Regions from separate parts of the Homo sapiens genome. Here regions 1 and 3 are each linked to region 2. A link is a loop called in an ENCODE intact Hi-C map of the cell type or tissue named here. Cell type or tissue: A673. All regions are shown on one strand.

What was found. A loop is a pair of places that touch in the nucleus more often than their neighbours do. Peaks named below come from ENCODE experiments on the same cell type or tissue, not always from the same donor. Only the 100,000 strongest peaks of a DNase experiment are listed, where the experiment ranks them.
Region 1: a loop joins it to region 2, with 2.2 times the contacts of the local background. A loop is called at or near these places in 7 of 110 quality-filtered maps.
Region 3: it touches region 2 in a loop (2.5-fold over the local background); 5 of 110 quality-filtered maps call a loop at or near these places.

Annotation. Positions count from the first base shown.
Region 1 is chr16:61,660,845-61,668,844 of GRCh38, forward strand. All of the region lies in intron 10 of CDH8 (cadherin 8), which reads right to left. Among named protein-coding and RNA genes, the nearest start is that of CDH8-AS1, 250 kb to the right of the region's middle. In A673, no CTCF peak of the experiment used is centred here; no DNase peak of the experiment used is centred here.
Region 2 is chr16:62,031,724-62,039,723 of GRCh38, forward strand. CDH8 (cadherin 8) reads right to left here and starts at 4,715. Exons shown (of 12, transcript NM_001796.5): 1 at 4,357-4,715. It overlaps LOC124903777 (a long non-coding RNA gene), which reads left to right and starts at 4,867. Exons shown (of 2, transcript XR_007065217.1): 1 at 4,867-5,054; 2 at 5,490-5,710. RefSeq lists an enhancer at 2,516-3,017. In A673, no CTCF peak of the experiment used is centred here; DNase peaks (open chromatin) are centred at 3,528, 4,178, 4,718 and 7,058; H3K4me3 peaks cover 6,195 bases; H3K27ac peaks cover 1,875 bases.
Region 3 is chr16:61,855,030-61,863,029 of GRCh38, forward strand. It overlaps CDH8 (cadherin 8), which reads right to left. Exons shown (of 12, transcript NM_001796.5): 4 at 2,090-2,209. Among named protein-coding and RNA genes, the nearest start is that of CDH8-AS1, 59 kb to the right of the region's middle. In A673, no CTCF peak of the experiment used is centred here; DNase peaks (open chromatin) are centred at 892 and 4,162; H3K27ac peaks cover 1,002 bases.

The DNA of each region.
Region 1 (8,000 bases), 370 kb before region 2:
GAAATAAAGATATTCTCGGATGGACAAAAAAATGAGAGAATTTGTCACCAGCAGGCATGTTTACTAAGAAATACTAAAGGAAGTTGTCTTCAGACTGAAAGCAAATGACCCCAGATGGTGACTCAAATCCACATTAAAAATAAAAAGAGTATCAGAGACAATAAGTATCTACTTAAAAAAGACAATATAAATGCATAGTTTTTCTCCTTTTTTGTCTTAACTGTTTTACAAAGCAATTGTATAAAACAATTATGTTTTTCAGCATAAAATATCTATTTTTTGAGCATAAAATATCTAGAAATTAAAAAGTAATAGTGGCATACTCTAATATCTCACTTTCAATAATAAATAAAACAACGAGGCAGAAATCAAGGTAGAAGGTAGAAGACTTGAAAAACAATACAAACTATACCTAACACTGTGGAACACTCAACAACTGTATAATAAATATTCTTGTTAAGTGAACTTAGAACAGTCTGCACTGTGAACTATATGCTAGGCCATAAAACAAACCTCAATACATGATAGAATGATAGAACTAATCCAAAGTAGGTTGTCTGACCACAGTGGAATGAAACTAATAATAGGAAGAAATTTGGGACACTCATAGACATGTAGAAATTAAATAATGCACTCTTAAATAGCCAATAGATCAAAGAAGAAAGCAAAAGGGAAATTTAAAAAAATTATGAAACAAATATAAATAAAGATACAATGAATCAAAATGTGTGAGTTGCAACTAAGTGAGTCCTTAGAGGGAAATTTATAGCTTTAAATATCTGTATTAAAAAAGCAGAAAGCTCTCAAATCAATAACCTAATTTTTCACCATCAGCCATATAAAAAGAAGAGCAAAATAAGCCTAAGGCAATCAGAAGAAAGGAAATAAGGATTTAAAGAGCAAATTAGTAAAATAGGGAATAGAAAAATATATCTGATCATATTGGGGGTATTTCTATATAGTCACACATTCTCTGCAAATAAAGGATTTTATTCATTCCTTTTCAAGTATTATTGTTTTCATTTTTTAAAAAAAATCTTAGTACACTAATGAGAACTTCTAATACAATTTTGAGTACAAGAAGTTATAGTAGGCACCTTTACTTTGTTTCTGATTTTTTTAAAAAAGAAAAAGCCTTTTGACTTTCAACAATTGGGAAGAGGATCAATGGTGTTTCTTGGAAGATTTTTTAATTGTCTGTTTACATGCACTCTTTTTTTTTTTTACTTTAGTTTTACTTTAGTTTTTTTTTTTTTTTTTGGTTAATTTGTTTGTTTGTTTTATTTGCTGTCAATAGTGTAAAAGGAAAGAACAGTCATATAAGTGATAGTATCTTGGCTGTTCACTACCTCTAAACTTGGCTTCAATTTTACTCATACGTTATTCAACAATCTTCTTTTCAGTCTTTCATGTTTTCATTGTGTATCATCTTCTTGTCTCTGAATCTTAGCCTGCCCTCTCCCCTTATAGCTTCCGCTTATTGTTTTTATTGCATTTGTTTTATCTTTTTGAGCAGAGTAAACAGAGAGTGTGTCCTAATAATGAGATGTTAGATACAAGAGAGAAATTTTTCTAGAAGTAAAAAATATATGAAAAAAGAGAGGAAATGATCACTGAATCCATAGTTACATACTACATTATTTTAAAAAAAGAAATCTCTTGAAGTTGAGGGTAAAACAACAGTTTCCAAAAGATAGAAGGATATGCTGACAAGATCAATTTAAGAAATGGGCCGATCAGTATCAATTGCAATTCTCTAGTGGATAGAAAATACTTAAAAAAATAAAGAATAACAATATAATAATTAAAACAATGCAAATTAAAAATACAATCAACTATATCTATATATAGTAACTATATTGCATTAGGTATTATAAGTAATCTAGAGGTGGTTAGACGTATATGGTAGGATGTACATAGAGTATGTGTAAATACTATGCCATTTTATGTAAGAGACTTTGTGCACCCATGGATTTTGATATCCACAGGAACCAATCCCCAGTCTATACCAATAAGCAAATGTATTCATATTCCCCATCATTTCTCCCAGTTAGGGATTTTCCTGTTTCCTCATTCTTTTGTAATGCTTTACAGATAAATAATATACCAAGAAAAAAGAAAAACTCAATTTTCAGGAGCTTGCTTTATTCTTCATACCCAGTTGTTTATGACTGACTTTTGTACAAAAGATCTTCATGGGGACTTAAAGTGGGCTAAGAGCACCAGTCATGCATCCAATGACAATATTCCTAAAGTGGTAGTAGAATTGAGTTTCCTTCTCCTTGGCTGAGAAATACAAGGTATGTGCCAAGTAAATAGTAAAGAAGAGACCAAATGAACAAGAGCTCTTTTCAAGTACGTAGACTTGCTTAGTTTCAGGCAGCAGAGTACAGTTATGTAAATATGTATGAACTTTTATTCAGATTATGATAACAGATTGATTATGAACAAAAATATTTAGTTTTATTCTTAGTTTTGTGTAATTGTGTTTTTCAAGTAATTTGTTAGGTTTTTACTGAATGTTATGAGACAATGCTAAAGGCAGTCATCTTACAATTAATCCTTTATAATGTTTATGCATTACTCTTGTGAAGTTTTAGAAAAAAATAGATACTGTTAAATAAAATGTATATGTTTTATTTCATTAAAATATAAGCCCCTTGAGGCCGACTTGCCTTAGTCACAGTTCTACTCCCAGTCTGTAGCACAGGACTTGGCATAGAGCAGGAATCCTCATAACATTGGTACCATTGTTTAACCCACTTCTATTTGGAATGGTTTCAGTTTTAAGGAACTGAACACCTAACTGATTCATTAGAACTAAGAAATATTTTTAAAAGTTAGAAAATGAGACAGCAATGAATATCTATCTGTCTGTCTACATACCTAACTACCTATCTATCCATCTCTCTAATCTTATAAGAATTCCTGTTACCGAACAAAACCAAAATTGAGTAAACACATTATTCTGGAAAAATTATATCAAATAGAAATGGATAATAGATAAACATGTATAACTATATATATGTGTGTGTATGTGTGTCTTGAGGGGGAGGGAAACAAGGAAGAGAGAGAGTACATTTAGAATTTCTGCACTTGATTACACATTAGAGATTTGAGTTTCTTCCCCCAAGGTCTGCATGGTTTAGCCTCTGTCTTGTTCTCCAGCTTCATGTGCTGCCACTCTTCTTTCTCTGTATGTTCCAGATATCCTGGCCTTTTCTGAGTCAAACATCTTCCCTCCTCAGGGCTTTCATATTTGCTCTTTATTCTGCTTGATAATCTCTCTACCTCCCCTTAGCCATAATTTGAATTGTGAAGATGTATGTATTCTTTATATCGATGCTCAAATATCACTTCTTTCTGTATAATTTCTTTCATAAATTGTCCCCAATATCTCCAGATAAATGAGTTACATGATGTTACAAAAATCTTTATATTTTTATCAAAACACTATTACAAAGAAATGATAGAGTAACGGAGATAAGACAGACATTAGAGGTACAGAAATAAACTCAGAAACTTCCGAGTAACAAATAACCAATTGCAGATGCATAATGAGTTTTCAGCAAATATTTGCTGAATAAATAAATGAATAAGTAACCATAAGCTATATTTTGTGGGCTTAAATTTATTTCCCTTCATGTTATTTGTTGTAAATAGTTATATGTGGTTTAAAATAAATCAGAGAGAGGGAGAGTTCAATTTCAGGCTATTGGAAAGCATATATATCCTGGGTTTGTGTATGAAAATTTAAGAGAAATATTGATGGTTTCCAAGCCTTTCTCTGGGCATGACTCATATCATGAAACATGAGCAATAAACTGAGGGCGCTTAGGTTCAGATAGAAAGAGGCTTTAGAGAGGAAAAAAAATCCAACTTTTATTAAAATATTGAGAATACCATCATGTTAAAGAGGTGCATACCAGAATTCTATTTTACTGAAGTGAAATTGGATATATTAGTCCTATATTCAGAGAGGGGCACACAGATTGAACAATTATCTCCTATAGTTAGTCAAGGAGAAATTTCTTCTTTGATTATTGATATTTCGTCCTTGAAGCATTTGGAGTTGGAAATCAAGGGATATTCTTTCACACAACATTAATATAACATATCATTTTTCTTGTAGCAAACAAGGAAGTATTCGTTATCAACTAAATACGTAAATAATTCTTCTGTTGAAGCTATAACCCTCAGTTTGCCTGCATTTGGAGATGGGGCCTCTACAGAAGTAATTAAGGTTACATAAGGTCATAATGGTGAGGCTCTAATCCAAGAGAAATAGTGTCCTTATAAGAAGAGACACTAAAGACCTTCTGCTAGCTGTTTCTCTCTGTGGGCACACAAAGAAGAGCTCATGTGGGCTCAGCCACATACAAGCAAAGAGAAGATCCCTCAGAATGAAAACTACCTTGCATACCCCACACTTACAGTCCATGAAAAATTAAAAAGTCTATTTAAAGAAAGTGTGGCACATATACTCCATGGAATACTATGCAGCCATAAAAAAGAATGAGTTCACAAAAAATGAGTTTCTGAGCAAACTAACACAGGAACAGAAAACCAAACACCGCATGTTCTCACTCATAAGTGGGATTTGAACAATGAGAACACATGGACACAGGCAGGGAAACATCACACACCAGGGCCTGTCAGGGGGTGGGGGGCAAGGGGAGAGAGAGTGTTAGGACAAATACCTAATGCACACAGGGCTTAAAACCTAGAAGACAGGTTGATGGGTGCAGCAAACCACCATGGCACATGTATATCTATGCAACAAACCTGAACGTTCTTCACATGTATCCCAGAACTTTAAGTTTAAAGAAAAAAAAACAGATAGACTGTGCCTATCTGGATAACTCTTCACTTTTATCTGTGTAATTTATCCCACAGTCTGAATTTATTTTCCTTCCTTCCTTCCTTCCTTCCTTCCTTCCTTCCTTCCTTCCTTCCTTCCTTTCCCTCCTTCCTTCCTTCTCTCCTTCCCTCCCTCCCTCCCTCCTTCCTTCCTTCCTTGCCTCTTTCCTTTCTTTTATTTCTTTCAGTTATAGTAGTCCTCCCTTATCACAGTTTCATTTTCCATGGTTTCCGTTACTCACAGTCAGCCATAGTCTGAAACTATGAAATGGAAGATGCCAGAAATAAACAATTCATAAATTTTAAATTGTGCACTGTTCTCAGTAGCATGATGAAATCTTTCTCTGTCCCTCTCAGTCCCACCTGGGATGTAAATCGTCCCTTTTTCCGGCATATCCATGCTGTATGTACTCCCTGCCCTTTAGTCACTTAGCAATAATTTTGGTTCAGGTTGAAAAAACACAGCACATACTCTGTGTGTGTGTGTGTGTGTGTGTGTGTGTATATATATATATATGTATATGGTTTGGTATTATCTGTGGTTTCAAGCATCCAGTCTGGGTTTGGAACATATCCCCTGCAGATGAAAAAGGGAAATACTCTATTCTCTTTGTATGTTTAATAAAACAGGATTGGCCATTATTATTACTGTTAGTGTTTAAATATCTCAAGTTCTTTCCACATATTTTTTAGATAGAATAAAACAGGCAAACCCAAATTCTCTATTTGTTTTAGTGTACTTCATCTGTTGCCCTGATACAGAAATGTTACTTTGGACTAGATCCTATTTATTTAAAATTATTGAGCTATGACTTTTGGTTGTCCTTTTAGATGCAAACAAGAAGAAAAAGGAGGCAGAGTTAATGAAGGCACTTGCCAGGCAAATATTTATGGCAAAATAAATAGATGAAGAGAAGATCAGTAGGTATTGTGCCTTGCGAGAAATGTTGCCTGACATTTGACTTGCAAATTTATTTCAAATTTTCTTGGTTAAGTCAAATGAAATAAAAATGATAAGAAGGTCAAAACAAAGAAAAAAATGCCACTGTGTTTAGTAGGTATGGACAAGAGATTTAATTAAGTTCTTATCACCGTGTTGTGTCTGTTGTTTATTTATAAAAACCCAGCAAAGCAATAAAAATACCAAATCCAGAAATTTTCAGCATATTAGAAGGATATATGTACAGTAGTATCCAATATTTAGGAATATGAACAAATATTATAGCATCCACACTTCATTTATACCTTTCTACTCTAAATAATGAGTCTTGTTGGAAACAGTTGCAGTGTAATGAATTAATAAAAACTAAGTCTTTGTGAAGCCAGTCTCCTTCAGTACCATTATAACTTCCTACATAATTAATTGAAAGTGTACCAACATACTAAATCTGCCACGAGCAACTGGATATTCTAAGCCACCTAATTAGATCGTTGGCTTATTTGTGACTGCTTTCCATTTTCTCATTAGATTTTCTGTCATGCCACCTGATGTCAATAATCTCCATTTTTTTGGAGTGTTGACTCATTACCAAATATTATAATATTTAGTAATGTGGTATATCTAGCCATAAAATATTGGAGCAAGGTCCACTTTGGCTTTGGAAAAAAAAAATCAACATCATGGTGGATTCCTGTGGAAGTTCCTAGACTAACACCAAACTGAATGTTTACCCAACAATTTACAATTATACACAAAATGAATTAGAACATTTTAATACAGAAGATCACTTGGCAGGCTCTTTCTGCACTGTAACCATCTAGCAGTAGAGTTCTGTAAATATCTGCATGATTGTCATTTTGGAGTGAAAATGGACAGAGAGTGGGCTGTGCTATTCACTTTAAAAAACCCAGGAGTCATCAAGTGATCTATGAAACTTAAGCAGAGAATGGATTCTCCTCTAGAGTTTTTGAGGAGAGCATGGCCCTGCCCACACCTTGATTTCAGATTTCCAGCCTCCAGAAACTCTAAGAGAATAAGCATCTGTTGTTTTACACTTTCCAGTTTGGGATTATTTGTTACGGCATCCCTAGAAAATAAATGCAATAAGAAAATCTGATTACATATATTTATGATTTACTGAGTCACAGCAAGGCATTCTTATTCCCATTTTACTTATGAGGAACAAAGTTTTTGAAAGATAAAATGAGATGTTCAAGGTTTCTCAGCTGGAGGCTAAAAATTACAACCTAGTTCAGTGTATTTTCTACACTCTGCCTTTGTCACCTTAACAAAAATTACCTCAAAAAACAAGGGAACATAGACTCTAAGACATTTTTATTAAAGCTCAAGGATAAGAGAAAAACATATATGGAGGGAAGTTTTTCCATGTTATGACACCTTTATTAGAGACAACAAAAAGCGAAGTGGACAAGGCAACTGGTGGACAAGAGTATAGTATTTGATTAAAAATATATCCAACACTATACTCTATAGATCTAAATTCCATACTTTGAGCCTCAACGTAACGGAGCATAGCATACCATAACACAGCAGAGCAGAGCATAACCATGAATTAATTATGAAAAAGTTATCATTTTTGGTATGAGAGAGGAATGCAAGTATCACAGAATCCAAGTTGCATGCTAGATTCAATCACAGTGCCCAAGGTCTGGTGTGTTTGATGATTTTTTTCTCTGCTCTTAATTAGTATGCTTGCTCTTACTCAAAATGCTCCACGCACCTTTTGCAGATCCCTTAATGCTCAGAGGAAAGGCAGGTTTATTCCACCTCAGGCATTGGGGAATGAGGGATGAAGACTAATATTACTTTCATTTTATCTGAGGAATGCTTGCATTAACTAACCCACTAAAGTGAAAACTATTCCAATAAACAATTTCTATTGTGTTTGAATGAAAATTTTAAAGCTTTTATAAATATCAACAGATCTAGAAAGAATATTTTATCTATTTGGATTTATGAAGAAGGGTAAAAAATGCATTTTGTCAGCACATAAACCACTTAGGAAAAAAAAAAAACAAACACACACCAAGGCCTTTAGTGGAATTTCTTGTGACAATTTGAGAAAACAACCTAATAGCAGGTAAATATCCAGACATTAGAAAGCTTGCATTATCAGAAGAGCAAATTCCCTACCATGTCTCTATGAATTGAATAGGTGCCTCTAAATATTTAAGAAACT
Region 2 (8,000 bases):
TTGTTTATGATAGGAAATAGCACATGACATTTAAAACCCAGGAAATAAAGCTTAAAACTTGATAAGAAAAAGAAACAGTATTGGCCCCGGTGCTTTGCCATGAAGCAACAGAGATTTAGTTAGCGGCAACATATGGTAGAAGCAGCTAAATGGCATCCCTTGAACTTATTTCTTTTCTGACCTTTTGAAGTTGCCAGGTTCAACTAATTTTCTCTTCATGGTTACATCTAAAGCAGCTTCCAGAGACAGGAACAAACAGTTCAGCAGAAATAGATTCGCATCACAATTTTCTGTAAGAATGAATTGAGAAAGCACTAATAGCCCTTTGGTTAATTAAGCCCTGCTAAATCGGATGATGGCCTTTGTCCATCAAAAAATTGTTCTATTTCATAAACATACGTGTATTAGATACTGGAGGGGAATTCCCAGCGCCACAGATAACATTTTTTGAAAGACTGATCAATATACAAATCAGAGTAGCCAGAAAGGCAAATCAAATAATCTAAGGCAGATGAAATGGCAAAGGGAACATGATAAAAATCTCAGACTTGAGCCAATAAATGAGTTCGTTATCTGGGCACATTTTCAAGAAGCATGCTGTGTATATGTGTGTGTGTTATTTGCGTGCGTGTGTGTGTGTACATAATACAGAGCAACAAGAATTATCATTGGTTTATCTACACCCTCCCACCCTGAGAAGTGTATAACACACCAAAGTTAGGACGTTTTTCTTAATTAAAAAGCAAAGTTAGACCATTTCCTCTGTGAATGCCAATAGCGCTGAAAACAAAAAGAAAATTGTTTTTCTCCACCAGCTACACTGAATAACTTTGTAACAAATATAAAATGACTGAAACCAGTTTCAGCAGCACCACTGAGCAGAATATTTTCAAAAAGAAGTCTTCGGACCTTAAATTGCACCTCTAATAGAAAGGCTTCTCCGATTATGCTTGTCCCTTGATTTGCCAGACACAAAAGTTTGCGGATGGACCAGAAAAGTGTGGTTGGAAATACGAATTGAATGTCACTTTACCCCTTGAAAGCCTTTGGTTTTGCATGGAAAATCTGCTCAAATTGGAATGTTGATAAAGCCGTGAGGTGTGCCACCTTGAGTAGAAAAATAACAAAGATTGTCATTTTTTTCTTTAAAGCATTAATTTACCTACATTGATGACGTTTTCTGAACAGCTGTTGAAGTGTGGGTTTGAACTTTTTAATATGTGCATGTTCTTTTTCCCCACCAATAAACAATGAAAGGAACCTGGAAAGCAAAGCCCAGAGGTACAATTTCTTGAATAGAATCATTATATTCTCATTCTTTGGAGTTTCTGTGCTTTGTTCCAACAATCTGTTCCTCCTGACTAACAAGCAGTATCAGACCTTTGAGTACATTCACATCAGTCTTTACAAATGCCTTCTCAAGTGGTCTTCTCCATCCAGCTGAGCATTCCTGGGCTGTTTGTTTGTTTTGTTTTACATCGATCATGCTGCCATTGGCTACTTAAATTGTGTTCAGTGCTAATTGAGGGATTGCTATAAATGAATACTGTGTTGACCACAGTTCTACATAATACCCAAATAAAGTTGTTTTCCAGTGTAAGGAATTCCTTCCCTTCAGAGTTGACATGTCTACAGCAGGCAAATGGAACTGCTATTCTAGTGAAGACTGCTATCAAATTTTCTGTTCTTTTAGCTAAATTCATGCAGCTTCAAGAACTCAAGAAATGCATCCTACACACCAGAAATGCAGCCAAGAAATGTTACAGAGTCTTGAATGTAGAGATTTACCCATCTTGAAGGCTTTAAGAGACTGTAAATGATAAAGCAGAAGCACTGATTTCTAACAGTAATAATAATTAGTAATGTAAGAACCAATTTGCAGGGAGAATAGATTAAAAAGTTTGAATGACAGCATTACAGCACAAGTTTCAGAGCACATTAGCCAGTGTCTCTAAAACATTTGGCCTATTTGCGATGGTCAGGGGATAACTTGACATTCACTTGGGGAGTGTGGGGATCAGAATGAGGAAGGTGAACTGCCACGGAAGGGCTCTGAATGAAGCAGTCCCCGGAGTTGCTGGAAAGACTCCCCTCTCTGTTTTCAGAGGGATTTTCCTCAACTCCTCGCCTTCTTCAGAGTCCAGAAAAAAAAAAATCAAAGGCGATTTAAAATACTGTGACTGCTCCAGCATGAAATGACTATGTGACAGCGAGCTTCAAATCTGCTAAAGCAGAATTACAGAATATTATTATCAGAATTATTATTTAATAAGGGGGATAGCTCTAGAATTTATTCCAGCCACAGAGCTCGGGGAAGTGGAAAAACATGTCTGGACATGATGATTATGGAGAACTCCCTTTAAGGGAAAAAGAATGTAACCCTAAGAGAACATCCTTCAAAGGTACCACTTCTCTCTGTAGAAGAATCCCACTCCCAGCCCCCACCTCATATATATATCTCTCTCTCAAACACACACACACACACACACACACACGCACACGAAGAAATCCCTGCAACACTGGACACAGCTGATGCAAAGCAATATCTAGGCAGGGATTTTACTGGTATTTAGCATGAACGACAGGGCTCACTTTGCATGCAGTGAGGTGCAGCAGCGAGGCTGAATGGATGGAAAATCCCACTTTCGAATCTTACATAAACATCTTTCCCACATATAGTTTTCCAGTTGAAAAGCTCCTATAATAAAGCCTGAGGTGACAGCCCAAGGAGGGTTTTTAACCATTGAGATGGCTGTCAGGAGTGTTGTAAAGAGAACAGGCGCTTCAAAAGCCAGCCCCCATCCCTCGGATCTGCTTTGCGATGGTACCGGATGCGAGAGGACAGTACTCTCGCTTACCTTCCCTAGCGTCCCCTCGTTCCCATTGTCAGCCCCCAGATATCATGACGCCAGGTGAAAGAAAGCAGCTGATCTGATTAGCAGCTCGGGCGCGCTAAGGGATTGTCGAATCATGCCTCCTAAGGAGGAAACTCTTGTGGAATCTTCAGGAAAGGGTGGTAAAGTTGAAAGGACCTTTCCTCCCTCCCGCTGTCTTGGTGATAAGCTCTATCGTTTAATTGGTGCTGAAGTGAGCAGCTGCCAGCCCGATTTTCCATTACGGACTAATATTGTGCGTTTGCAACAATAAACAATTAATGTGGTTTGATTTCTTACATTTAGCAACCCAAGCAAACAGCTGCCATCTCCGCTGGTGGAGGCAAACGGCTAGTCCTTGACATGCCGCCGGCTCCGTGCCTGCGGGGGAAGGGTCAACCGCAAGGAAACTTTGAGGATTCTGCCAGACTGGGTGGGGGAAGGCTCTGGTGTTTGGGAGGAATAAGCGGAGGAAATTGTGGATACCTGTTGGCATCAGCGTTGGCGGCAGCACGTTTTTTTACCGTTTCCCAGCCTTGGCTGGATCCTGGGAGAACCGGAGTAGGTCCCTTATGAACCTCTTACGTACTGGCAGAACCTAGGCAAGAGCCTTTTTCCCTCCGATCCTGCGAGGGGCGCGACCAGCCCCTCAAAGGTTCCCGGATGAGAAGCGGCCAGACCACAGAAAGCGCAGGTCTGGGCTCAGCTGTCCCTAGGAGAGCGGCTACGGAGTCCCCGGCTTAAGGGGGCCTCCGTGCACGCAATCTCGAGTTGCGGGGAGACACTGCCTGGGGGTCCTGCAGGGGTGCTGGGCAGCGTCTTGGCGAGGGCAGAGCCGCAGGGCGACTCCGGAGCCCGGCAAGTTTGTAGCGGGCACCGCACCTCCCAGAGCTGGAGCTGCCACTTGTGGGAAAGCCTCGCGCTGGGGCTTTCGCAGCTGAGCCTTGGCCCGCAGCCCTGCCGCGGGGGTCGCCCTCCCTCGCCTCGGAGATGAGGCGGTGCAGAAAACCAGCCATAGACCACTCGGGCCCCCTCGCCTCCTTTTTTCCCTGGCTTGCACCCTCCGCACAGCGGGCTGCAGGTGCTTCCCATTCACCGCACGGACCCCGCAGTGAAGGCGCGCGGCTGCAGCCGCGCCTGCCTGCGTTGGGAAGCGGCGAAATAGCCAAGTCGCCGCAGGGAAGGAAACCGGCAGGAAAACTGGAGGGGCACAGCCTGGAGCTTGCTACTCTCTAGGATCTGTTGTCAAAGCAGTTTGCAAAAACAGTCAGGCAAAACCTTGAGGCGTACGTACGTTATCACCCACGGATATCGCGAAAGACACAGCTTAGCCCAGAGCCTATGCTAAGAACCCTCATCCACCATCTGAGGGGCAGGAGGCGCGCAAGGTGTCCGAAGGGGCATGGGAATTCCTATAAGAAACGGTCCCTTCTGGATAGTCGGAACATAGAGGAAAACGGGGGTGGGTTAGGGGAACACTTACTCTTGTGGGGCCCTGCGCTGGCGAATGTCAAGCCTCCAGGTTCACAAATGGCTGGAGGTGCTCGGGGTTAGCTCCCGAGGGCGGCAAGCGCCGACCGGTCCTCGCTCGCTAGGCAGGCGCCTCCGGATTCCGTTCATGCCTCTCGGAGCTACAGGGCTTGGTGCGGAGACGCAGGGCGGGCGCGCTGGGCTCTGGGTGTCCGCAACCCAAAGTGCAGCTGGTGTCTTGACGCTACCGTCTATGCACAAGCCGGCGGCGGCGGCGGAGCTTGGAGGAGGCAGGGAGATTCCAAATAAATCCACTAATTCTGGGCTGAGCGCTCCGGCGTGCGAGCCCGCCTGCCTGCCAAATGTAACTGTGAAGTGATGTGGAAAAGTGAGCCGGGTGCCTCCCCTGACGGATCTCATTGGGCAGAGCGCAGAGGCAGGTCTACCACTTGGAAATTCATGTAAGCAGTCCCCCCTCCCCGCCCCCTCCCCGCCTTCCCCCTTCGCTCTCCCGCGCTGGCTCGATCGCTCTCTTTCCCCCTACCCAAGTGGGCGCACAACTTTTCGCTCCTCGCTCCCGAGCAAGCCCCGCGCGTCTCTGCCGCCAGAGCCACGAGGTGAAGATGCGCCCTTCCGCGCGGTGCGCGCAGCCCGCTGAGGACCGAGCTCCTGGATAAGTGGGCTGGCAGATAATAACAGCATGCGGATGAGGTACCTGCGAGCTTTCTCTCTAGAGGTCTCACCTGAGCTCTGGGGCTGGCGTTATGTTGAAAAGCGTCTCAGTGACCCGCAGCTATTTTCCGTAGGAGGAAGAGGACGCGACAGGGCAAAGGGTTGAGCGTGGGCAGCTTACCTCCTCTTTATTCCAAGGGCCTCTTGCGTACAGAATAGGGTGATTGTGAGACCCCTGCCTGCAACTCAGACGCTATGTAGAGGCTGTGTGTCGCGGTTCTGTGATGGAGCGCATTCCTGATGTCCCCGTGCTCCTTTGGGAAAATGGGATGAGGGACAGCAGAGTGGCAGCCAGGAGGGGCGCGCAGTAGTTGGTTGTGGGGAGGAGGGCAGGCAAAGCAGAACTTGCTTGGGAAATAGGGGAGGAATTTCTAGGTCTTCTCAATGTGCCCTGATCTTGTCATATCCTCTCAGATACCATCCTTGCGGTTCTCCTGCCTCCACCAAGACCTGCCCTGTCTGTGGTCACTTCAAGTCTTCTGATGGGCTGCGCTCAGATCTTGAGAAATGGCCACCCTGGGGTAAAAGGGACCATGAATCAGGAGGTCCAGATTTCTTTTCTTTTTCAACACTGGGGCTAACATGTAGACGATGCCACAGTCATCATCTTCTAATAAAATTAGATAAATATAAGACAAATAAATTCTTACCTTAAAAAAAAAAACCCTCCCCTCCACAGGAGATCCCGATTTAGTCCCTTCCCTGTGTGCACTAGACGTGAGCCTGAGGGTGGATTTTACCATCTGGGGACAGAGCAAGAACAGAAGGGGGAAAAAGGTGCAGGGGACAAGACGCACAGTCTGTAGAGCTTGTACTGTCTCACTCAAATTAATGAGAAAGAGTGAACAGAATGAGAAAATAGGCACAACATGCTTATGATATTTATGCAAATTTGACATTTTTTTGTGTGCTGCATCTGACAACCCATTGTGAAATGTGAAAAAGAGTATTGGCTGTAGCTCTAATATCTGATTGTTTCATGTTCTAGCTGTCATAGGCAAGAAACTTAGTGGATTATTTCAGAGAGGGAGAGGTGAAGAGAACCAAGTGGTATTTTTTTTCCCCCAGGCAGTCACTAAGTAACTGTTTGTTCTCTTCTCAGACTGTGTCTGCTTACAGGGTATTGGAATTGGCTAATTCTGTCTTGGAAAAAGGAGCAGCAGTCAAGGCTCAATCAAATTATAACTGCTGCTAGACCAGACAGTCCCAAGTGGACAAAGAAATAGATCACATTTTGGGTTGTGCTTAATTTCAGATATTCATTTTCACTTGAACAAATAATTTGAACCGTTCCTTGGGGTAACTTCTTACATCTATGAAAACTCAAAAAAACTCATGTGCTACTGAAAGCTGGGGATTGTCACAAGTAACAAACTTGTCTCAAAAAAAAAAAAAAAAGCCAGATTGTTAGACAATATCCTCAAATCTCATTTTCTTAACAAACTATGCTGACATAGTAAAGATAGTCAGAATCCAATGGCTTTTAAAGAGAGCCAGAATCCAATGGCTTTGGGTATCTAGGGTTAAGAAGAGTTTGCTTTGACTCATCTTGTCCATATTTACTCTTACAGCAGTTATATACATTGTCTTCCCTGAATTTTGGTCCTCTGGAATTCAGGGTAACCTGTCTATACCTGCTAATATCTGCTCAAAGCGTTACAATAGGAATTTCCTGACTAATTCTTAAGAGAGGTTTGGATGATTAAGCAGTGTGATAGAGGATTAGGATAATGTTAGAAAGCCCTATAAGGATATTTCTAAAATAATCAGGGATGCTGAAAGACAAGGCATTTATCTCTTTAACAATTCCACCCACTCTTAATAAGATGCAGTGTAATGTCACAATGGTGAAAGCCTACCCCCTTAAGAAAGTGTTTTCTTTTCAACATCCTCTCCAGGGTTACAGCCTTCCAGCGGGAAGAGGACTGTGGTACATAGGCTTTTTAGAATGGCAAGTGAAATTGCATGTGTTGTGGAGCATTGCGGGGGAGGAAGGGTGAGGAATTATCTGATAGGGCAGGAGTATAATTGGAGAAGGAGTTGGGGGGAGGGAGAGAAGATTGCATTCAGAATAACCTTGGCTGACTAATGCAAAAAGTAGAATGAGGCAGGATGTCTCTAGCCTGGGTCTCGGTGACAGGCAGGCAGTTTTGCAGGGGAGTCTACTGTAGAGAGTGAATGAGATGGAGAGGGACTCCATGTAGTAAAATACACTTTTATTTTTTCACTATGGCTGGAATGTTTGTCGTAATTTTGACCAAGGGACACAGTAAACCAAGTGCCCAGCTAGTTGCAGAGTGGGGAATCAGATGGTTCATAGGAAACAGAGCTCAAGAAGAGGGAGACAGTGTTAGGAAGTCTCCAGCTTCTCTGGTTGGAGCAGGAGATGACAGAATGGAACATAACTATTATTTGCTGCGTTAAAATGCAATCTTTCGTCGTTTTCATTCATCAAGATAGAATTAAAAATTAAAACAAACTAAAAACAAAATGTATTTACCATATTATGATTACTGGTAACCTTTAGATTTATTGGATTGCTTGTAATGTGATATCTATGGTGCCAGGTATTATCATTTAAAATAAAATCTCAAGAATATGACATATGAAAAATGACAACTCAAATTACCATGTAATATTTTTCCAGAAATGAAGGGTCCCTTTCCTGTGTTTCATTAGGATGAAGATATCTGAAACCATGCCCTTTATTTGGGGTATGGGGCAAGGGTAAGTAATATGTAACAACTCTGGCATTAAGCTTAAGAAACTTAAATTTTATTTTGGATTCCAATATTGAAGCGTAAGTCATAAGAATTAAAACATTAAGAGAGAAGTTTTGGGGCTGGGCATGGTGGCTCACACCTGTAATCCTAGCACTTTGGGAGGCAGAGGTGGGCGGATCACAGGTCAGGAGACCGAGACCAT
Region 3 (8,000 bases), 180 kb before region 2:
AATTGTGTCCACCTTACTTAAAAACCTCAACTTCATTCACCCAACATTACTAAGAAAATATTCTGTGAATTCTTCAAGTATCATCTATCTCCATTACACTATCCACGATAATGCCAAATAAACTTTCTAAACTATAAATCAGACAATTTGATATCTGTCAGATTGGAAGTGATAAAACTAAAATGAGTTTGTGTTGATATATATACACATTATGCTGAATAAAAATGTAAATATTAAATGTTGCTGACAACAGTTAATTAAACAAATGGCAATCTATATCACTGAAACTTATAATTGTCCAAATCCTCTCACTTAGCAGGGGGCTTTTATTATTTATACCTCATAGTAATTTATTCCTAAGAAACAAATTATCTAAATGACATTACCATGCTACCTTTATTTATGGTGGAAAAAGTCTGTCTTTTGAAATGGATTATGAGATACTTGTAGACTGAGATTAGCCTTTGTGATTTTTTTCTCCCTATATTTAATCCAGTGCCTGGCACACAGTGAATGTGTATAGGTATGTCAATAGGTATTTTCTGGATTAATGTCTATTTTGCAGTGGCAATGGTGAACAAAAAGACCCAATTGAACAAATGGCCAAGAAGAGAACATTACTCAGGTCCATTTTGGCATCTAACACATTTCTGTCTTACAGAAGACCCTGTGCCATAGTTATTACCTATTAAACTGAAGTTCAAAACAAATTTGACATTAGTATCGAAATAAAAAACCAGGGTGTGAGTCCCACCTCTGCTATGAACTCTGCCACTGTAACTTTGGCCAAGTTATAGGACATCTCAAACTTGAAGGCAGCCACCTGCTCTGCCATTTCAGGATCATCAAGGGACCCAAATGAGAAAAAGTTTAGAACAGACTTCCTTCTTGGCTGCGGAAGGATATATAATTATACCCCTAATTAATGTGTTTTACAAGAGTTCTTTCCTGTTTCCAAATCTAAATTCAATTTTACGCCCTGACCTATTTATATATAAATGTACTTTTCCTCAGTATTAAACGTATTAAGATTTTACCCTTTGAATTTAAAAGAAAAAAGCAGGGGTAGTCTTTAAATTTTTAATTTAGTTAATAACTGAATTAATGGTAAGTCATAGAAATTTATCTCAACAGCGCTGAAAAGTCATGAATCAAAGAAATAATAATATATGTATATGTGCCTGTACATTGAATTTTTCTATTTGGAAACTTACATACAATACCACTGGATATAGAAGAAAATATACAAAAAAAATTGCTTTTTAAACAATAATTGTTCTTAATAATAGTTTTTAAATGTGCTACAACAAAACTTCACAGGATTTACAAGTCAGACAAAATATGTTTGATCTCTTAATATACTGTTAAATTAAAACATTAAAAACATATATCTTCATTTATTAAAAACTTATTTTTATAAAGCTATTTTTTAACCTGGTTTAAAAAGGCTGTTTGTTAGATAACTTACTTCATGGCTTATAAAATCTGTACCACCAGATCACAGGGTATTAGCTGGATTTAATATTGACCATAATAATATCTTCATAAGAGCTCTAATGGATATATATGTATTGTGTTTTACAAGGAGGAATCTAGTAGCAAATGTAATAATATCTAAAGTGCACTGAATGATTACCACATGACGTGCACTGTGTGTTTGGTATTTATTGTTTTATCTGATCTTCTTCACAGTATTATGTGGTACGTTCCATACCCATTTTACAGATGTGCAAATTGGAACTTAGATACTTTTCAAGCATCACACAGCCAATAAGCAACTGAATTTTCACTTAAATCTACTATTTAAGTTTCTCTGATATATAAGCACATTCTTCCCTTTATTCCAGGATGAAAAATGGTGTCAGATCATGTGTTAAATAGGTGATATCCTACAAATGCTCTGTGATTTGTCGTAATCAGCATCAAAAATGGTTGTAGGGCTCACTGTGTACCTCATGTCGCATATTCAAATATTATTGATGCAGGCAGTGAAGTACTTACACATAATATTTCATAACCCAAATCCCAAGAAAAGCATTTCCCTGAAGCAAAAACATGGCAAATATAATTCGAAATTTAGGCCACAAACCTGTTTCAGGCTCAATGGAAAAATAAGGCTGCCCTTCCAATATACTATAAACCAACTTTGCACTGTTTCCATAAACTGGGTCATCAGCGTCGGTCGCAGTGACGTTAGTGACAGATGTACCTAATAAAATAGAGAAAGAAAAAAGATAATAATTAACACATTGTCCTTTGCCAAGAGCTACATTTTGTCAAGTATTTTATACAGAAATCCATGTGTAGGGAATAAAAGGAAAAGAAATCTTTTTAAAAAGTTGAAGATAAACTGCTCTCTCATAACTTCAACAATATCTAAGTCTTTTAAAAGAAAGAGTCCTGGAGTACTATATAAAGATACTTTTAGTATCTGTATTATTTAAGATTACTTTGTAGCTTTCATTTTAAAGATAAGTATTAGAAGCATGCAGGCTTGGGGAATATGCAAAGGAATCCTAACAAAGGAATATGAAATATAAGGTTAATAATATAATATACCATGTCACATTTACGTCTTACAAAAGTACAACTAAATGTACCTGGAAAAATTGGCTGCTGAAAAGCTGTACAGAAATATCAAAAGAATATTTTATACCATCTTGTTTAATTATTCAGAATATAAAATTAGATCTGAGTCACCAATTAATCATCTTGCTTACATAATTAGGCATAATGGATAACAGAATCATAACCTTTTTTTCAAATTTATTTTTTATTCACTCATTCATTCAACAATTGAGCATATACAGTTTGCCTGTTATGGAGTATATATATAAAAATATAGGGGAAATTTAATGCCAAGATGGGGAGCGTTGGCTTTACCCTGTAGGAAATAGGGAAGAAATTTCAGTTAAAGAGCAAACCTATACATTTTGGATTTAAAGAGCAACCAAATCTCTATACATTTTGATGCCATTAAAAAAAATAACTTCCACCTGCCTCCCCAAGTATATTGTTGGCAGACATGTAAATAATCAAACACACACACACACACACACATACACACACACACAACAAATCTTTACACTCAAAAAGCTCGCAGTTCGAGGGGGAATAAGAGGAGGAAGGGTCAAACAAATAGAGAAGGAAATTCAGCTGAATGCAGTAGCACCAATTATGGATCTCTCACTTAGTCCAGCACAGACAGGGTGATCAGGAACATTTTCTAACAGAGGTTGCCTTTGAGTTAAATCATCAAAGAAAGGTAGAGTTTAACCAGGAGAAGGAATTCTAAGCAAGAACATAAACATAAGAAAAGGCAAAGTAGTGGGAGAGACTATGGGAAGTTCTGGGAACTCCTGAAAATGGAAAGAAATTGAAAAAGTCTGGTGTGGTAACAAGAATCACATGCTGTGAGGTCAGGGCCAATGTCTTCTTCATGCAGCAAGTGCTGGAAACATAATGGTTATTGAATATACCTTTACTCATTGAATAAATGGGTGAGTGAATAAATTATCTGACGATTTAATGAGAAACAGCAGGCAGGTGTTACAGATTAGTTTCCTTGGAAGTAGACTCTGAGATAAAGACTTCTTGCTAAACTTTCACTGGAGAGCATTTTAAATCAATATCTATGGGGGGAGTGAAAAGGACAAAACTGGACAGAAGCATCTGGGATGTGATGCAGTCACAACGAAAGCCTCATTGGACTCCATAGGGCTCTAGAGATGGCATGCCCGTTGAGGAAATGGGCCAAGCTTTTATATTCCAGCAGGAAACAGTTACAGCATGCAAGATGCCCCCTGAGAACGGAGCCTTAGTCTTGGCCCAAGCAGCTCCCTTCAGGGGAGGACAACTACAAAATGGTGGCAGGGAGTATCGGTGTTGGGCTGTCAGAAATCAACATGTTCAGCAGCAACTAGGGGAAAAGCAGCATACCTCAGTGTTTACTGAAATAGGGTAGAACTTTAGCAAGATCTAGTCCGTCAATATCTTTTGGAAGTGTTTTGAATTACAGTCACTCCAAGTGAAAAGATAATAATAATATTTGTTGAGCAGTTGATAGTCCTGTAAAATTGGAATTTCTACTCAGAATGATGACTCAGAGGTTCTACAAAATCTGCAGTTATAAAAAAATGCAACTCAATGCCTCTTGTGTAACACATTCCACCAGATGCAAGTAACTCATCAACTAGCTAGCAAAAATGAACACATGAGAGTACAATAGTTGTAGCTATTTGAGTATTACATAAGATGCAGAAGAATTGGGAGTAAAACCTTCTAGGTAAAAGGAAGATAGTGAGATAAAATTGCCAAAAAATACTCAGAAAGAGGGATGACAGGACAGAAAAAGTCTGCCACCAAAGCTAAGCCTGGACATGAAATTAAGAAGAAAATATAGGGGAATTTTCATGCCAAGATGGGGAGCACTGGCTTTACCCTCTAGGAAATATGGAAGAAATTTCAGTTAAAGAGCAAACCCATATTGTGGGCCACTCTCTCTGTTAGGGCCTCCGGATTTAATTGGAAGTAGAGACACAGATTAGGAGACCAGACTTGTTATGAGGTTACAACAGTAGTTCAATTAAGAGAGGATAAAACATTAACACTGGGTAATGACAATAGAAGTGGATATCAACGTTAATTTCCCTGTTTTGATCTTTGTGGTAAGGTGTTAAACTGAAGGTAAACTGAGTCAGGGGTTGCTATGGTTTGGATGTGTCTCCTCCAAAATTCAGGTGTTGCTAACATAACAATATTAAGAGGTGGGGCCTTTAAGAGGTGATTGGGCCATGAGGGCACCTCCCTCACAAGAGATTAGGTGCTTTTGTTTTTGAGAGGGAGCCTTGCTCTGTCGCCCAGGCTGGAGTGCAGTGGTGTGATCTTGGCTCACTGCAACCGCCTCCAGGGTTCAGGCGATTCTCCTGCCTCAGCCTCCTGAGTAGCTGGGATTACAGTGTGCTCCACCATGCCCAGCTAATTTTTGTATTTTTAGTAGACACGTTTTTCACCATGTTGGCCAGGGTGGTCTCTATCTCGTGACATCGTGATCTGCCCACCTCTGCCTCCCAAAGTGCTGGGATTACAGGTGTGAGCCACCTTTCAGTGCCTGATTAGGCACCTTTATAAAAGAGCTTAACAGAGGGAGAGACAAACTCCCTTTCATCATAAGAGAACACAGTGTTCCTCTTCTTCAGATGACAGTACGAAGGGCTTCACCACATGCTGCACCTTGATTTTGGACTTCCCAGCCTCCAGAACTGTGCGAAAATAATTTTTTCTTTATTAATTAACCCGTTTTAGGTATTTTGTTATAAGCAGCACAAGACAGACTAAGACAGGGGTATGTAGTAACTATTTTTGCAACTTTTCTGTAAGTCTAAAATTAGTCCAAAAATTAAAGAAAAAGAATGAATAATAAGAAAAAGACACCAGAGTTACCGAAAGAACTAACAGAGTTCAGAGACTTATGAGAAAGATGTCTCTTCATGTAGAAGACCATATAACAATTTATTTTTTTGCTTTGTTTTGTAGTCTAGTGTATTCACTTTCATTTTTTAAGGAGAAATTATGTTCCCATATTGTGAAGTAACACATTATCAGAAAAAAAAAATAAGTCAAGATGTAATATTCAGTATGATATTAAGTTAATGAATCTGAGAATTTAGTTCCAGTCACTGCATATGTAATCGAAAAAGAAAAGTGAACAAATTGTCAAAACTTCCTGTCATTACCAAATTTCCTTCTAGTGGGTGACTCTTAAATTAGGAAATGCCTTCACAGAGAAAAAAACATATCCAAATATTTTCTGAAAAACCGTGTTGTTTTATTTATGCACAGGCTTCGTGCGTTTGGTCAGAGTAGTATGGGGTTAACAGTTTTGAACATAAAATAGTTCTGACGTCTTCTGAAACGCTTATCTGTTTCTTTGAGCAAATACTTTAACCTGTCTTAGCCTCAGATTTAAATCTACAAAATATAATAGGGTTATTGTGAGAATTAAACAAAATAATATATGTAGGTACCTATCACAGAAATAACAACATGCTAAGCCAGTGAGTACTAAATGTCTCTGTATTAGGTTTTACCCTCTGAAAAACAGACCCCTAATGTCCCTTCCAGATCTATGGAATAATAAAATGGAGACACATTTCTAAAAAATATTTTCAGGCAGTTTGATACAAAATAATAGTTAAAAATGCCTGTAGTGTGCACCAAACTTTTTAAAATTTAGCTTCATCCATTCTCCCTAGAGACACTAATTTCTATTGTGATTACTTTGAAGAACTACTATTCAGATTCGTTTGTAAAGTGAAGTATTCTTTTTTCATACTCCATAGTCATGCAAACTGTTTCCTGTTAAATGGAAGATAGGATATTTTCTCTGGAGCTTACAAGACTGATGATGAACATATCTATTTCTGTTGATCTTATCTTATTATGAGAGGCAGCCCATCATGTTATTACTGGTGCTGGAGTAAGGGGTTGGGTTTCTATCTTCTACATGCTCTGTGATTCAGCTTTTCATATGCAAAGACAAACAATTTTTATTCTACAAGCCTCAAAGTTTTGCGTGAGGATCACATGTAATCACATGAAGTATAGAAAAGTGGTTGAGAGGATACATGTGGAGTCAAAATGTCTTCAACCAGAACATTTCTTTTACATTTCATCTCCAACATTTACTAGCTCTGTGTTCTTGGCCAAGTAACAAAAGTTTTCCAAGCTTTGGTTCCCTAATCTTTAAAAAGGAAGGTGAACATTATTGTTACATCATCATAGCCTTGGTGAGATAATTATATGGATTACTGTATGCAAAGAGCACAGAAGAGTTATTGACACTACGAGCTTACTGTCACTATTGTTATATTATGTGTGTATACAGGTAAAACTAACAAACTAATCTTTTACAATTTTAGATGGTAGTGAATGCTTTAATTTATAATTAAGTGTAGTTTTGCATAATGGCTTTGACAATAGATTTCATTAAATTTGGGGGGAAACACAAAAAGACAATCTCAAATGTAGCAATATATCCACACGCTTAGAAAGAAAGTGATTTTGTTAGTAAAACTGCTCAAAAGAAAACACACACAAACACCACTCACACACACACACACACACACACACACACACACAGTATCTCATTATCTCATTCTTCCATCCAGTCTACTAATCTATCTCACATCACCTTTCTCTTTGGTATAAAATTGCTCTGAGAGCAAAAATAAAAAGTATTTTATAAACAAAAGTGTACTATGTAAAAGCTTATACATTAAGCAGGAGGCTAGACACCGGGCACATCATCAGTACAAGTTTCTCATTGTTATTTGAATGGATGGCATTTTGAATGAATGCCATATCTCCCAGTCCATGCCAAGATGAACTACTGGGCTGGGGACTGCAACAGAGCTAAGACAAGCTTTTACCCATGTACTCATCCAGAATATTTCTGCCTGATGTCTGGCTTCCTGGAAATCCACATCCTTCAGCTTTAGACATCTGAAAATGAAAAGGCAGCACTACTTTCCGTCAAGGACGATATTTCTCCTAATAGTGACTCAAGACTGTTGATGCACCTGTACACTGGAATAGATGTGTGTAGAGGTTTTGTGGGTGCATTTGTCAAGTGATTGCCCATGGGGGAAAAAATGGATGTTTCGAGGTTAATCTTTTAGCAGAAAAGATTGCTAGTCAAGCAGCAATGCACACTTCTCCATGGATATGCATACAGAATGCAGACCACGAAGGCAAATTGAAATGTGTAAACCTTGCAGGATAATGTTTCTTCAAAGCTGCAAGTGTTGGTGTGTGATAAATAGGACCCTGAGTAATACCCAGGAAATATAACAACCAGGATTCTCTGTTTGTGTTTTCATTTGGAACTGTTTTTGTCCCTTTGTCAAGGATACAAGAGACTCATTTAGCTAGTGACTATAAATTTGACACTGTGCCATTTCTCCAAGAAAGCCCCTATTATAATCCAACTTGATACTGAT